Linked DNA regions of Mus musculus: region 2 is linked to region 1. Evidence: chromatin loops called from intact Hi-C (ENCODE). Cell type or tissue: left cerebral cortex. All regions are shown on one strand.

What was found. A loop is a pair of places that touch in the nucleus more often than their neighbours do. Peaks named below come from ENCODE experiments on the same cell type or tissue, not always from the same donor. Only the 100,000 strongest peaks of a DNase experiment are listed, where the experiment ranks them.
Region 2: a loop joins it to region 1, with 5 times the contacts of the local background. A loop is called at or near these places in 18 of 42 quality-filtered maps.

The regions. Positions count from the first base shown.
Region 1 is chr13:12,103,559-12,111,558 of GRCm38, forward strand. Ryr2 (ryanodine receptor 2, cardiac) reads right to left here and starts at 3,387. Exons shown (of 105, transcript NM_023868.2): 1 at 2,841-3,387. The coding sequence starts at 2,888. In left cerebral cortex, CTCF peaks have their summits at 974, 2,755 and 3,448; DNase peaks (open chromatin) are centred at 1,167, 1,937, 2,576, 2,933 and 2 more places; H3K4me3 peaks cover 4,010 bases; H3K27ac peaks cover 2,559 bases.
Region 2 is chr13:11,759,479-11,767,478 of GRCm38, forward strand. Ryr2 (ryanodine receptor 2, cardiac) reads right to left here. Exons shown (of 105, transcript NM_023868.2): 28 at 1,749-1,957; 29 at 193-367. Among named protein-coding and RNA genes, the nearest start is that of Ryr2, 340 kb to the right of the region's middle. In left cerebral cortex, a CTCF peak has its summit at 3,853 (motif pointing right); DNase peaks (open chromatin) are centred at 292, 3,856, 4,639 and 5,914; H3K27ac peaks cover 801 bases.

The DNA.
Region 1 (8,000 bases):
TTTTTTTTTAATGTACAACAGCTCTGTCTATTACTCTCAGAAAGATTTCAGTTACAATTAGTATGTCAAAATATGCAGTCTTAATGCTCCTTGGTACATGTGCCTTTAAAAAAAAACAAAATGAGGAGCTGGGATGTGCTTAGCACACACAAAGCCCTGCATTCATTCTTTCAGCACTGTATCAACCCGTTGTGAACACACGCCTGTGATCCCAGCACTCAGGAGAGAGAAGCAGAGGAATCAATAGGTCAAGGATAGCCTTAGCTACAAAGCAAGTTCAAAGCCAGTCTGGAATTTTTTTTTTAATTAAAAAGAAAAGGAAAAAAAAAAAAGAAACCAGGTATGGTGAGTCCTATAATCTCAGCCCTCTGAAGAGTGAGACAGGATCTCCAGGAATTCTATGTCATTCATCCTATGCCACATATTCCATAGCACCCTATGTTCACAGGCTATCAAGTGTGAACAAAAATAAATAAACACAAAATGAAATAACTCACAATGACACTTTCACATTTTAAAAATTGTCCCCGGGGGTGGGGAGGGGTGAAGATAATAAAGCGATGGCACGCTTGCCTTTGCTAACCTCATTAATATCACTGAACCATCAACATACTCAGGTTAAAGAATAAAATGGGAAGGACCCAGGGCAGCAGACGGGGGAGCTGGAGAAAGACTTGAGAATTATCGTTTTAGAATCACAAGCTCAGAAAAAGAAGCCTTCCTTTCAGATATGAATGGCACACACACACACACACACACACACACACACACACACACCCTTCTTCACAATGCTACTCCTTCAAGGTCATTTATCATCAGTACAACAACCTACCAATGTTTTATTAAAAGAAGAATCTCAGCCTAGGACTGCCAGACCTTACCCAAGCCCCACTTATCAAAGGTGTCGCTCTGGCTGACAGGCAGCTGCTAAGTGGCACTGAGTTAACATGACTTTATATGTGGAAAGAAAAAAAAAAAAAAAACCCTACAGGCAGGCACAGTACCTCAGTCCCCATTAAACATTCTGATAACAGCACCTCCATAAGCTAGGCTTAGCATTTAAGCCTGCAGGGAGCCCTTGAACTCACAAAACCAGCCAAAATTTCCTGGCTAATTTTAACCCTGTAGAGTGTGGTACAAACTGAATTTTAAAGCCACACAGCAGCTAAAACTGTAATCTGCCTGAAAAACGCATTCCGTGGCTTTTGAGGCTACAGCTTGACTTGTTGAAAACAAAACAGAACTTTTAGACAATTGTCCACTAAGAAACGTAATAAACAATATGGCTAGAAGGCTTCGGATACCTTCATAAGCTATGTCTTAGTGAGGATGCTGTCTATGTATGGGGACAGCCTTGCTCAGCTCAGACCTGTGGTCCACACTGATCTGCACTCACAGGCCTCTCTGCAATGCAAACGACCCACCTCCCAAATACTAGGAAAAAGTAAAGTGTGCAGGGGAATGGCTCCTAATAACACCATTCAGGTTTTATGCAAATAACCTAAAAGTTATCCTCTAGTTAGTATTTCAAATTTTCCCCATCTGTGTGGTGTTTTCTGTGAATCTGGAAGGGACTGTACCTGGAAGTGGAACGTGAAGGCTGCCAGGAAGAAATCCCAGCAGAAAATGCCGTCTTGGGTGGAAAGGAATCCTGTCAGGGGGATAGTCTTGGGAAAAGAGGAGAGGTAAGGAAGGAAAGACTGAGACGATGCAGAAAAGGCTAAGCAGACTGATGTGATAGGGGCTTCTTGCACTTCTTTGGCGCTTGAGCAGGCTCAAAGGTTTGGAGGTGAGCAAGCGGCTAGGAAGTATCTGCAGTGTAGAACAATCAGGAAGGAAGGCAGCAGCGCCAAGTGGCACTTGGAATCTTATTAGAGTGAGGCCGATCTTTCCCTGCCTACCACACTATGTGGAAATCCCGAGCAGCCACCCTCCCCTTGTACACACACACACACACACACACACACACACACACACACACACACAGAAACACACAGACAAACATCACTTGCTTGCAGGCACTCACTTGGCTGCACTCGGTATTCAACAAGCCAGCGTTTAAAGAACGACACATGTTCATGATGCTCAGCCTCTGTAAATTCTTTCATGCGGTCCGTGCACACACACACACAACACACAGGAACGCACACTCACACACACACACACATGCACACACACACACACACACACACACACACACACACACACACACACACGGTTCCAATGCGCTCTGCAAGCTGTCGTCACGAAAACCAGCATGGCACCATGCCGGGAACCGTGGGGACCACCGGAGCAAGCCTCCATGGCATTGGTATCTGCTCGACTTGGGGGCACCCTGGGGGCAGCCTTCTCAGCCCTGGCCAGTCACTATATGATCGACACCGCCAAGTACTCGGATTGCGATGTCTTCACTCCGTGACGGCGCGCAGACTCAGCCCTGAAGCCCCAGGGACGGCGAAAGCCAGAGCCGCCACGCTAAGCGCGCCCCACGGAACACGCAGCCCTGCACCCTAGCCTGAGTCGGTCGAAGAGGTCCCTGGCCAATTCAGCTCCCGCAGCTGGGTAGCGCCCGCCCGGGTGCCTCCCGCTGGCTCGCCACGCTGTCACCGCACTGAGTCCTCTTGGTTTTCCACATGCGCGCACAGACACGCGTCCTGCCCTTCCCCGGGCAGACCCGCACACCTGCACACATGTGGTGATGCAGACCCCTCCAGCATCCCTGGGGCGCCTCTGGCGGACCAGAGGCGGCCCCGCAGCCGGTTGTCACTCTACGGGGACCCTGCGGGGGGCTCCCAGGCACCCCTTCCCCTGGGAGATGCGCGCCGCGACGTGGCACTTACAGTTCTCAGGAACTGGATCTCATCCTCGCCTTCGCCCGCATCAGCCATGGCTCCGCGCTCCTGGCCCGGCCGGCTCCGGAGCCCGGCGGAGCCCCACGACCGCGGCCACTTATGCTGCTGCTGCTACTGCTGAAGCTGCTGCTGCGGCTTCTCTGGACGCTCTAGTCACTGCTAACCAGGATGTTCTAGGGGCTCCAACGGCTGCTACTCGGGTCGCTGCCCCTGCGGCGGCCACAGCCAGGAGCCCGAGGCACCCGGGGGGCCGCGCTGCTGGTGCCGAGAGCCCAGCGGTCGGTCCCCCTGCAGCGCGGCGGAGGCGGGCACGCGGGGGCGGCCGAGGCGCGGGGCCTCCCTGCGCCGCACGGTGCGGGAGGAGGGCAGCCCGGCGTGAGGACGCAGGGAGGAGGCCCCACTGCCCGGCGCGCTCGGCCCCGGCTCCCGCCAGCGAGTGCCCGGAGCCCGCGGAGCCGGGCTAGTGCAGCGGCGGGGGCGGGCTGGGGGCGGGCGGGGAGGAGCTGCCAGCCCCGGCTGCTGCAGGTAATCCGCAGCCCGCTCCTCCGGCCGCCAGCGCCGGGGCACAGTGCCGCTTACTGGCTGCTTGGGGAATCAACTGGCGCGTGCCAGAGCGCTCAGCCATCCCCTGCACCTGTGCCCTTCCTGACCTCAAGTCCAAGGAGCTCAGCTTCCCGCTGAGCCCTGCTACAGTACTTGCCACCCATTTCTAAGGCCTTTTGGATTGCACGGGGAACTCTCCTTCTCCCCCGGTGCACAGAATGGGGAGCCTCTACGTGTGATCGATATTTACACTTCGACTCCCTCCATACGAGATAGAGGTGGTTTTCTTAGTTATTGAGTCAGCATGCACCAGACTCATCACAGATTAAGTTCTCACCACAAGGGGCCTGGTGTGGATGGTCGAGGAGTTTTAACAAATTATTCAGCAACAGGGGTGAGAGAGAAGGCTGAAGAAGAGCACTCACTGATCTTGTAGAGGATGCGCCTCGGTTCCTAGCACCCACGCGAGACAGCTCACAACCACCTGTCACTCTGGTTCCAGGAGACCCAGTGCCCTCTGGCCTCCATGGGCACCTGAAGGTACTTCGTGCACATACATTTATTAGGCACATATGCATAGATAAAATAAGTATATATTAAAAAGTACTCAACGACAGCACAACAATCCCAGCATTCAACGACAAAGTAGGCATCTTGCCATGCATTGTGATACAAGACACACAAATTCATAATGCACCTGCGCAAGAAATTACAATAAAGTATGGTGTGCTAAGGACCAGTCCGATCACTGAATGCGCTAAACTCACACCGTGGTATCCGCGATCTGCCGTGAGAGAGCAAAGTTAAACATTCCTCCACAAATGCCGGATCCAAATCTCACAATGCTCCATGTAATCATAAGCCATCAAATCTCCATTTTAAAAACAGCTGCTGTAAGCCAGCTAGCCGGCTCAGCTGGTGAAGGCACTTGCCACCAATCCTGACTAGATGAGTTCAATTCCAGGGACCCACATGGTGGGAAGAAAGAACTCCAAGTTCTCCTCAGCCTCCACACACAGCCGTCATACACATAAATAAATAAATGTTTTTAAAAGTAGTATGTAACTATGACTAAGAAATAAAATGTCGGAAGCAACTGGGACAAGAAATCCAACACATGTTTTCTCAGTTCTAAGTGTTTTCATTTATATCACTGAAAAAAAATTATAGAGAAAGCAACGTTCCCACATGCCCAACCTACTCATAGTCAGGAGTTATACAATAAATAATTTTGCGTTAACTTATCTCTGCTACACATGTTACAGCATCTGGTACATCATTAAAACTGCCCAGAAATTTTCAGGTGGGTTACATTTTGTTTCCACCTTTCCTATTTTCGTCCTTACAAAGTTAAAGTTTTTGTCTATTTCCAAGAAAAATAAATATCTGTCCTTAAATATTCTCATTTTATAGTGGGATATCCGTATTGTAGAAGGGTACCCCCATCATCTTACCTGAAAACTTGGCAGACTCTTCTGTCACTAGAGGAAGAAACTAGAGGATTGTAGTTAAGCCATCCAAAAGGTAAATTAGAAAAACAACCCTGTAAGTAAGAAGGATTTCAGAACTTTTCATCATAAATATGTTTATTTTAGAAAGACAAATATAATGTGCATATAAACTTTATGCCTGGAGTCTTTAACTCTAGATTTGAGTTACACAGAATTAGCAAGTGGACATTTTCATAGGCACAAAGCTACCATTTACAAAACAGAGCGGGGGAGGCTATTTTGAGTTATTATGAATATCCACAACCTTGTGTTTTTCAGCTTTTATGAAAATGTTTCTTTGTCCCTAGGTTCGTATTGCACATATTCCATCCTTATGCATACTGCTGAAACATGTTTTCTTAATGTTGATTTAGTTCACTAGACTCCTTTTCATATTTTATTATTAATATGTTTTAATTGAAATATAATTATATCACTTTCTCTCCTCCCTTTCCTCTTTCCAGCCCTTCCCAGCTACCTTCCCTCAAACCTCACCCACGTTCCCCACTCTCAAGTTCATAGCTTTTTTCTCTTATTATTGATATGTAAATGTATGCATGTGTGTATTCACAAATACATATAAATACAATCTGCTCAGTCCATTTTTGGTTTTTATGTGAGTGGTTTCAGGGCTAACCACTTTGCACTGTGTGTGTGTGTGTGTGTGTGTGTGTGTGTATGGTTTCAGGGCTAACCACTCTGCACTGTGTGTGTGTGTGTGTGTGTGTGTGTGTGTGTGTGTGTGTGTGTGGTTTCAGGGCTAACCACTCTGCACTGGGTAACCAATAAGGAAGCTCAGCCAAAGTACTTTGTGTATTAAATAGATAGCAACTCTGGACTAGATCTCTGTTACAGTGCGAACTTTTAAAGAATTATCTTTCTAACATACTCCATCCAAAATGAGTAATCACCTTTATGATTAATTCTGTATCCTCCAGGAAAGGGGGATAACCATATTTCCCTTTGTTGTTGTTGTTGGGCTTTAGTTGGTTTGGTTTAGGGAACCAAATATTGCTATGTGATCCATGTAGCCCTCAAACTTGCCGCCTCTGCTTCCTGAATGCTGAAGTTACAGGCATACTTCACTATGCCAAGTCAAATGTACCTTTTCCCCACGTATGTATGGTATGTATTCATGCATGTATACATGTATGGATGGAGGTATGGTATGTGTGCATGCTTGCATGTATGCATTATGTGTGCATTATGTATGTATGCATTGTGTATGTACTGTATGGGTGCATATGACACACGACACACATGTGAAAGCCAGAGGACAGCTTGTCACAGTTGATTTTCTCCTTTCTCCACATGGGTCCTATGGATGGAACTCAAATCATCAGGCTTCGCACCTCTGCCTGCTGAGCTATCTCCCCAGAACCCAAATTTCATCGCTCTATTAAAGAGTTTTTCTACAGTTACCTAGTTCCGAATGGCACAACATAATTCACCATTAGCTTGCCAAGACTCTAGGCATCCTTAACAAACAAAACATTAGAACATGTATAGGATTATTCATTAGACTTACTATTTACCATTTACCAGTGGTATAAACTCAAAATATTAACTTCTCTCTCAGTTGCTCAAGGTTCTCTAAATTTCCTATGTGCACCCACCCTAGGACAGTGTGCCAAGAGTTCCACAGAAACATGACCACAAGTCAGGCCTCAGGTGACATGTCCTGAATCTTTGGGTCTGCATCATGACAGAGATGCAAAAATGACATGAAGGGCAATGGCGGTTATGAAGATGATGAAGATAGAAAGGATAATGAGGATGACAATGATGATGATGATAATGGTGATGATGAAGATGATGAATGAAGATGAAGTGGAGGAAGAGAATGGAGATGAGAATGATAATGATAAAGATAGTGTTGATGATGATAATGATGCAGAGAAGGAGGATAGAGAAGATGGTGATGAAGTCCTATCTGTTGAATATTTACTATGATCCAGACATTTTTTTTTCATTTCACATATTATATTTTAGGAAGAAGGGACTGAGTCTCAAATATTTTACTTTATCCAGGGCCATACAGCTGCTGAGTGAGGCAGGGGTCATGGCTCTTGCCATGACCAAGCTCTTGATCATTATGACATATTCGTCACATAACCTGATCCCAGAGTAGAAAGTTCAAGATTCTAGTTAGCATGGACTGTAGAAAACTCCTGCACAGATCTCTCCCTGGTTGCAGGGCAACCAACCCAGGGTCCGTGTAGCTCTTAGAATGCCGAGTAAAGTCAGGGGAAAGACAGGGATTACTCTGGGTTATAAATAAAACCCAGCTTATGCTTTCCTCCACACTTCAGATGCTTAGGGAAAATTGGTTTTCTGAGATTTTAAGGTTACTCATCACTGTATTATCCATTCCTTTTATTGATCTTAAAATTATTAATCTCCAAACTGTAGTCAGCACTCGAGTTTAAAGGGTCAGGACTGAGCTATACATAGAAGACACGAGTCAATATGATGCACACCGTGGGATCAGAGGAGCTCTACTCGTCACAGAAAGCAGTGAGTGACTCCCCATAAATGGATGCTCACTAACGAGCCACCTTCTCTCCTGAAAGAAAATGTGAGCTTAGGAAATGAGTGTGCCTGTGGAGCCACGCATTCCCGAGGAGAAGTGCTCTCTTACAGAGCTGAGAGTTGCTGTGAAGAGGTATATAGATGTCTGGGAAGATGGTTTCTAAAGAGGTATACATTCCTGAGGAGAGGGCTTCCTGAGATGTGAGACCTTGATGAGATATGGGTTCCTGAGGAGATGTGAGATCCTGAAGAGATTCTGGTTACTAAGATATGAGATCCTAAAGAGATTTGAGTTGTGTTCCTAAAGATCTGGGCTCCTGACAAAGTATAGGTTCTCCAAGAGATGTGAATTTCTGAGTTTTGAGCCTCTGCAGAGGTGTGGTTCCTGGGGTTGAACATTCAGTAAGCAACTAGCAGATTTGTCCTTAACTTACATCTATACTACGATGATCCTTATAGATCAAGAGAAGACGGGTTTTAGACTCCATGAAAATACAAAAATCTATCAGTGATCGGATCCTCCATATAAAATGATATATTTTGTGTTATACACATGATTATACCTACACATATAATCCTGAAT
Region 2 (8,000 bases), 340 kb before region 1:
ACTCTACGTAAGTAGGGTAGGTGTCATTTCTGCTGTAATAATCTCAAGCATGCTTGACCAGATCAGCCACATGTCACCATAGTGCCCAGACATTTACAGAGGCAACTTACACACCCACTCACCCTAAAACTACTATTGGGCCTGGCCATGCATTGTCTGCAAACCCAAATGACAGAACACCGTGGCTCTTACCATCACCAACATCAAAGTCCTTGAATGCCAGCTCAGAGCCTGAATCATCCAGCAGGATCTCGCCGTTCAGAGTGAACATCATGGTGTGTTCATTCATATCAACCATGCAGCCCACGACGTCACCAGCTTGCCATGAGCGCCCGTAGTGTTCATTGCCCTGGTGCCACCGCTGTGCCTGTGAGAGGCGAAAGAGTCCCTTTTTACAGAGTCAGACAGACCAGCAGCAATAGGATGATCTCAGTTGGAACTACCAGTCTAGTGCCAGGCTGGGGATAAAGGGATGTCAGGGGAGTCTGAATCCCTACTGTGTACACAGGGGAGGGACTGTGAATAAACCAGATGCTATTTCATCCTTTTGAAAGTTGATCTAACTGTATGTACTATGGCTATGGACTATTCTTCTTTACTCCCGAATGTATAGTTAAGAGCTGAGAATCAAGCTGGGTGCCAACCACTAGAAAGAAAGAAAGAAAGAAAGAAAGAAAGAAAGAAAGAAAGAAAGAAAGAAAGAAAGAGAGAGAGAGAGAGAGAGAGAGAGAGAGAGAGAGAGAAAGAAAGAGAGAAAGAAAGAGAGAGAAGGGGAAAGGAGGGGAGGGGAGAGGAGAGGAGGAAGGAAGAAAGGAAGAAAAACCCCTTCTCATGTTTGCCTTTCTCAAAATGAAACCCCCCTTCTTGATGTTACTTAAACAAAATGAAATTCTGGAAACTTCTCAGTTCCTTTCTAAAATCAGCAAAGCTTCAAATCACACCTAAAAATACTCCGAAGGTATCTGTGAAAATGAACAAGCCCCAAACCAAACATGGATACCAGCCCACTTATAAACACACTTAGATACAACGTTTCAAATGTGAGTTTGGGTTACACTCATTTAAAGGTAAAAAATTACTCATATGACTTACTTTGTCACATGAATCCTTTGAATTAATTTGGAAGTGCCACCTTCATTGTGATTTTTACATAATGTGCTACTGCCTTTGTGTAAAATACTGATAATTGTCTCACTACAACATATTGCTTTTAAATTTTTAAACTAATGATGCATCAAAGGCATTACAACTCAGAATTCCCCTCCCACCTCTGTTGTCTCCTTACCCTACTTGTGTCCCCAGAGTTGAACATCTTTCCTTATCTGTAGTCTCTGAGTGAAGCGGGAATGTCACTTCCATTTCTGAAGGTTATTTCTTGCTCTGGTTCACTATGTCTGGTCACCAGCAAGAATGAAACCAAAGCCCAGTCCCTTTGTTTGTTTGTTTGTTTAGATAAGGTCTCTCTACACGAAGCCCAGGTTGGACCTGAGCTTGTGATCCTCCTGCCTCAGCTTCCTCACTGCTGGGATTAACGTATGCACCACAGAACTGGCTTCTTTACCATTTCTGATAGACCAGGAAGACCTCATTCTTTGACAACATTTTGCTAAATTTCACTGGTTCTGTAGGGCAATAAAGAATCCTGAGATGACTAAAGAGACATGTCCAAGGTCTGCTGTGAGACCAGAAAGGGTTTTGGCATCTGCACATACAAGCAGGGATAGGCCAGGACTCAGCAAGCTACTCACCTTAAAGCCATCAAAAGCAAAGGCACGGTCATCAGAACCCAGTTCTAGATCTGGTTGGCAGCCTGGCCTGCTCCAGCCCACCCGCATGTCTCCAGCAGTGACAGCCTCAAATTCAAAGTACCAGCGCCCAGCCTTCACCGCATAGGTCTTCTCTGCCCTGAAGATGCGGAACCTCTCCCCAGTACCGCTGCACACCTCGGCTCTCGAGGCTGTGGGTTCGAGAGACTGGAGATCATTGGGTGGGAAGTTAAGAGAAAAAGCAGGGCTTGACCTAACTCAGTCGTAAAACCCACTGGAAGGCTGACCACCCAACTCCACACCTCCTGCTTCATCATCTACCTTCTGGTTTGTCAGATAGAGCTATGAGTACAGTAGAAAGCCAGATTGGACTTCCTGGGAAAAGTGGGGAAGAGCTCGGTGACTGACCACACAGGTCAGTCCTCCTGCTGCCACTTTCAGAATGAAACTAACTACCTTTCAGAGAAAGAAAGCCATCCAGTCCTGGATGGTTTAGAAATGGAAGACTACCAGACCACATGAATTTGAAGTCTTAGGTGAGAAAAAAATACATTGTTCTAAAAAAAAAAAAAAAAGCATATAACCCCTGCCTTGTGCACCTCCTGTTGGCTGCCACACTAGTCAAACAATGAATCACCAGAAATGAAGGTACCCCAATCTCCTCCTAGGAGATGAAAAAGTTCCCGGGCAGTCAGAGAAAGAACTGTCTGGGAACAAGATTTACAACTTCTCCTGGTATCCTTTAGGTGGGACTGGCCTGTGAAGATGCTGGGGGCTGGGGGTGGGGAAGAACTTTCCTGGGGCTGCCTCATTATGCAAGTCACTTGCCTTCTATTGAAATTCAGATACTGAAGGTGGTTGAGGGAAGGGGCTGGATCTATTTGTCCCTCCTCTCAGTGTGGTCACATTCAATCAGTCTCTCTCTTCTGCTTTTCACCATTAATTTGGTTTGTTTCATTGACTTATGAAGGACAGGTGCTAACCGATCTTGTTGGGGCACTGGCTGTGAGCCTTACACTTCAAAAAAGTAGACATCTATGAGGCATGGTTTTGCCAGCTGCAGATAGTTTCTGCGATTGTGTGACATTTGGAATTCTGAGAACTTTTCAGAGAGTATATAAATGCTAAGGCTCTTGGGGGTAGTTATTGGTAGTTTAGGGAAGTTGACTGTAGTTTGTTAACAGCCATAGTCAAAGAAGAAACAAAAGGCAAGAAATTAGATTCGGGATTTTCCTAATGTCTCTCTCCACTCTACCCTTGCTTCTCTCCTATCTAGTGTTAGGAGGGGAAGCTGGGGTGGGGGAGGGAGAAAGAAGAACACAAAGTAGCAAAGGTCTGCCACAACACCCTGAAACCATCAAGCAGGCATTTGAGGGAGATGAATTTTTATCCCCCAGTTAACCAGTCTGAAGATCTTCCTGCAAATGTCTAAGGGGCTCAAAATTCATTCTCTGTATTTCTCTGGTTTAAGGTTAATAGCTGTGGTTTAAAGAAACAACCATTTGGCATTCTGCTTCTTGATTTTAAAAAAACAAACAAACTTCAGATAAAATGAAAATCTGGATCAACTGGAATTAGAGAAACCAAGCAATCTAAACTATATTTGGTGTATTTGGAGCCTGCAACACATGAGCTCAAGCGCCTGCTGAGCTGGCTTGAGAAACAGATTCCCCCCAGCTTCAAGCACCAGACCAAAGGAAGGCCAAAGAGTCACATCCCTATCAAAGACACAGAACTCCTTTCCAAGTAGAAAAGCCCACACCGTGCTTGATTCATAGACACTTAGTATGCAGCTCTAACTTGTGTGAGTGTGACAAATGATGTTTATATTCAAATAATAAATAGAATACTTGACACTAAAAATAACGAACCCTTTAGCGGGTACCTTTCTCCTGGACATAATCAAGGCTATTGGGACTCAAATCAAGAAAGTTGGGCAATAGATCTGATCAGAGGCTGTGTTCCCTGGACCCACAGAGCAGGAAAGAGTGGGTAGATGGTGACTGATGGGCAAGATTGAGGGTAAAGTCTTGGGTTATATTCTAATGTCCAATTTTCTCACCAGACCACAGGCTTAGAAGCCACCAACCACTAGAGGGCAGTGAGACCTAACTATGTTTGAAAATGACAAATTACACCCAGGATCAAGGAAGGCACCATTAGTCTCTAAAAGTTTTATACATTATCTAGAATGTGCCAGGTGTATTTATATCATACTTTAAAAATAACTGGTACCAAACCAGCCGCCCTTTCAACTTCCAGGCATTACATTTAGTAGAGTGATTCAGATCTCGATAAAAATCTTGTAATGAATAAGAACACATTCCACTTCAGATGTTTTAATACATCATTGAGAATAATACTGCTAAGGTACCACACAACTCAAATACTGATGCATGTTTCATTTGGAATATGTGAGCCTTCTCCTGAAAAGTGGAGAATAAATCAAGAGCTATAACCAATTGCACAAAGTTAGGCTTGATGTTTGCAACCTTTTCTTCATTTAATTTAATCAAATGTAAACCACAGCAGAAGAGTAAGTTACAAACAAATGTTTCTTTTTAAAAAAGTATTTATTGTTAACGTGTGCGTGCATATGGGAGTCAGAAGGCAGCTCTGGGAAGTCTAATTCTCGCCTATATTAACAGGGCTTCCAGAGCCTGAACTCTGGTCTTCAGGCTTTCCGAAGCAGTTGTTTTACCCAGAAGCTGCCTTTCCGGCCACAAATTGATGCTTTTAATCGAATCTAAGCAATCACGAGGCTGATGTGGTGTTTCACCATAAAATCTTTCACACCTTTTAATCTCTACTTTAGAAAAATCACAGCCTTTTCCCAAAGGCTTCCCAAGTAGTCCCTACCCCTCCCAGCATCCTCCCCCACCAATCTGTCCCCTCTCTCTGTTACCATAGTTACATTTCTACAGTAAACTGGGATGGCATAGCAAGCTCCTGCAGGACAACTTTTGGGGCTGGTACCCTCTGCTCAAATATCTCCACAAATCTTAGCTAGGGGTTCAATATATTCCAACTTTTGCCTTATCTTCCCTTCATGAGTGGCTGCTGTCTCCTGACCTGTGCCCTACATTTGGCCCAAGGACAGAACCATTTCTCGGGCCTTTCTGTGTGCAATCATGCCATACACACTCTCTGGATGAAAATGTCTCACTGTGATCGATAACTGCTGATATTTTGATTGGTTCAGATTCTAACTCAGAAAACAATGTCTCCCATAAACGATACCTCACATGGGTGAGTTAATCCTTTGTACCTACTTTTTGTAATGTGCTGTGTGTAATCTCCTATGAGGGAGACATATTATTAGGTTCAAGGGTGTAGCCATACATGAGAAACATAATTGAACCTCCTATTGCAACAGAACACAAACTTCGCCTCATTGGTCACCGCTTATGTGATTTCAGAAAGGCAGTAAGTGGTCAACTGTTTCTCTGTGTGTTTGTATGTATTCACGTGTAGGTATGTACATGGTGGGGTATTCAAGAATGTGCTCACGCATGTGGAGCTCAGATGTCTCTGTCAGGTGTCTCCTTTTATAATATAATATTTCTCTGACCCAGGATGTCACACTGAACCTGAAGCTCTCTGGCTATTAGACTAGCTGACCAGCAAGCTTCTGGGATGGACCTGTCTCCATCTCTAGGCACTGTGGTTAGAGTGAAAGTATAACAAATATATAACAAAATTCTAGGCCTTTAGGCCCAGGCTTGGGAATGTGACCTCTGTGACTCAATGCTCCAAGGTATGCTAATCATAAAACAGATAGCAACATTCCTCCACCCACCCGCTTCCTGGGTTCAAAGAGTGTTCATTCAAAGAATGTGCTATTGTTAGGGGCTCTTAGAAACTGTCTTGAGAGATAACCCGAACAATTACCAGGTATTCCTTGTGACTCTTGTGACTTTGCACTTCCTTGGGACTCTTAACTGGTATCTTTGGTATTTTCCAACAACGCCCTCCCCACTTCCTTGAGTTGTGGTTTCTTCCTTTAAATAACCCCTTACCCAGCTACTCTGGGCACCACGGTCCTCTACCCCTGCGTGGTGTATGATCGTGGGCCCGAGAGCGCTCTTGAATAAAAGTCTTCTTGTAGTTTGCAGCAAGCCCGTTTCTTGTGAGTGATTTGGATTGTTGCCTCTCCTGAGTCAGAATGTGGGGGAGTCCTCACGTTGTGGGTCTTTCAAGAGAACCAGCCCTCAGTTCTTGCCTATTTTATGTGGGCTCTTGGGGTCATTGTTAGCTTACAGAGGATCCCATTGGAATCCAGCAATGGCTTAGCTTATCACCTGCCTCCTGACTGTGCATCAGGGTGGGCTGCTTATAAAAGGACTGTCTGGCCACTCCAGCTCTCTCTGTTTCTGTGTGTTCCTGGTCTCTCCACATTTCTGTCCTCTGTGCCCCATCCTCTTCTCTGCCCTCATGGCTCCGTTCCCATCTGTCTACCTATCTCCATGTCTACATGTCTGCCTCTACCCATTCTCCATGTCCTCACTCATATCCATTCCCCCAAATAAACCCCCTTATTCCAGATCTGTTACATGGCATAATTTCTCAGGGGCACACCTTGGCACAGGCCTCACTGCATTATATTTCATAACAGTCACACTCAGTTTATCACGATTGTGTGGCAAATACAACACTGACTGAGCAATCTTCCTCCTAGCTTTCAACCAACTGCTAATGGCTCAATCACTAAATTCTTATAAGACAACTCATTACCGGGTCATCATCTCTCCTCTTTTCAGTTCCATATAGGAATATATGAATTTGCAAAACATACACACCACAGAGATCACAGAACAACCTGTGGCAGTTTCCTCCATGTAGGACCCAAGTACTGCGCTCAAGTCGAACATATCTCAGTGGTCCCAGTTCTTTTTTTCCTCCCTGAACTATACAGTGCTCTACATTTTCTTGCCTATGATCTAGCTCCCTTCCTGCTCCATTAACCCCAACTCTAAACCCATTCACTGCTCTACTGAGCTTGCTGGAAACACGCTTGCAGGCATGCAGCACTCACGCAAGCACATACGCACAGGTTGGCACCTGTATTAACGCGGTCCCTACATTTCATGAGACCATGAATGTTTCTCTAGAATCTTCCCTCCTATTCGCATTCTTTGCTCTAACCTTTGCTACTGATGCCATCCCCTGAGTAAAGAAAGCTCAGAATCCTTTGTTCCACCGATCAAGGGCACCTTAGCAGCATTCATTCCCTCCAAAGTCCAGAAAAGTAACTGTTAGCCTTCCTTCTAGGCTCCGCCCAACAGTTACCTAGCAACAGCCAGGTAGGCCCAGCTGCTATAAAAGGGACTGGTTGGCCTCTCCACTTTCTCTGTCCCTTTTCTCTCTCTGACCCCCTCCCCCTTTCTCCCTCTCTCCCCTTCTCCTCCTGCCAGACGATATCACAGTCTACAAAACATATCCTTGGTTTTATAAGACATATCAGTAACCTAAGGTGACAGTCCCCACAGCATAGACTCCGTGATATTTTTACCATGTCCATTCACAGGGCCCTTTCTCCAGCTCCAAGATACACAGAAAAGCAACAGCCCCTCAGGCACAGAAACAAACCAGCTACCCACGATTTTCCAGGGCAGGCAGACCAGGGCTGAAATGCCTCTAAAGGCCAATTCAGGATAACTGTCAAGATTTTACCTCCAGGTCCTAAATCTCACTTGCAAATGTGTCTGTATTGAACCTGCTTTAAAAGTTAGCTCAATGCAAATACTCTTCTCCACAGAGACAGTTGTTAAAGTCAACAGGGGCAATTCCTTCACCTAGCAGCTGCTCAAGGTAGCAGTAACTTTGTAATAAGCAACAGCTGAGTAAACAATATGACAGAGACACAGGGCAGGAGCTAGCCACAGCAGGTTGTATGGGGGGTGCGGCGGGGGGGGGGGGGGGGGATCCTCTCATTTTCCTAGAAATCTACAGGGTTGGGCTTATGTTCCTGGCTATGCATAGAATTCAAGAAAGACCTGAGCAGAATTTCCATCTGGCCTTATCTATGAAAGACCTTGAGACTATGAGCAAGCAACAAACAGAAGCTGAGGTGAAATTACAACAGGAAGCTGCAGCCTCTCCCTAGAGAGACACTTAAGGAAGACTCAGTCAATCCCAAGCTAAGAGGCCACTCTACAAGGTGACAAACACACTCTGCAAAATCATCTCTGAAAAATCCTTAAGAAAACAGTTACAACGTGCATGATAACTAGA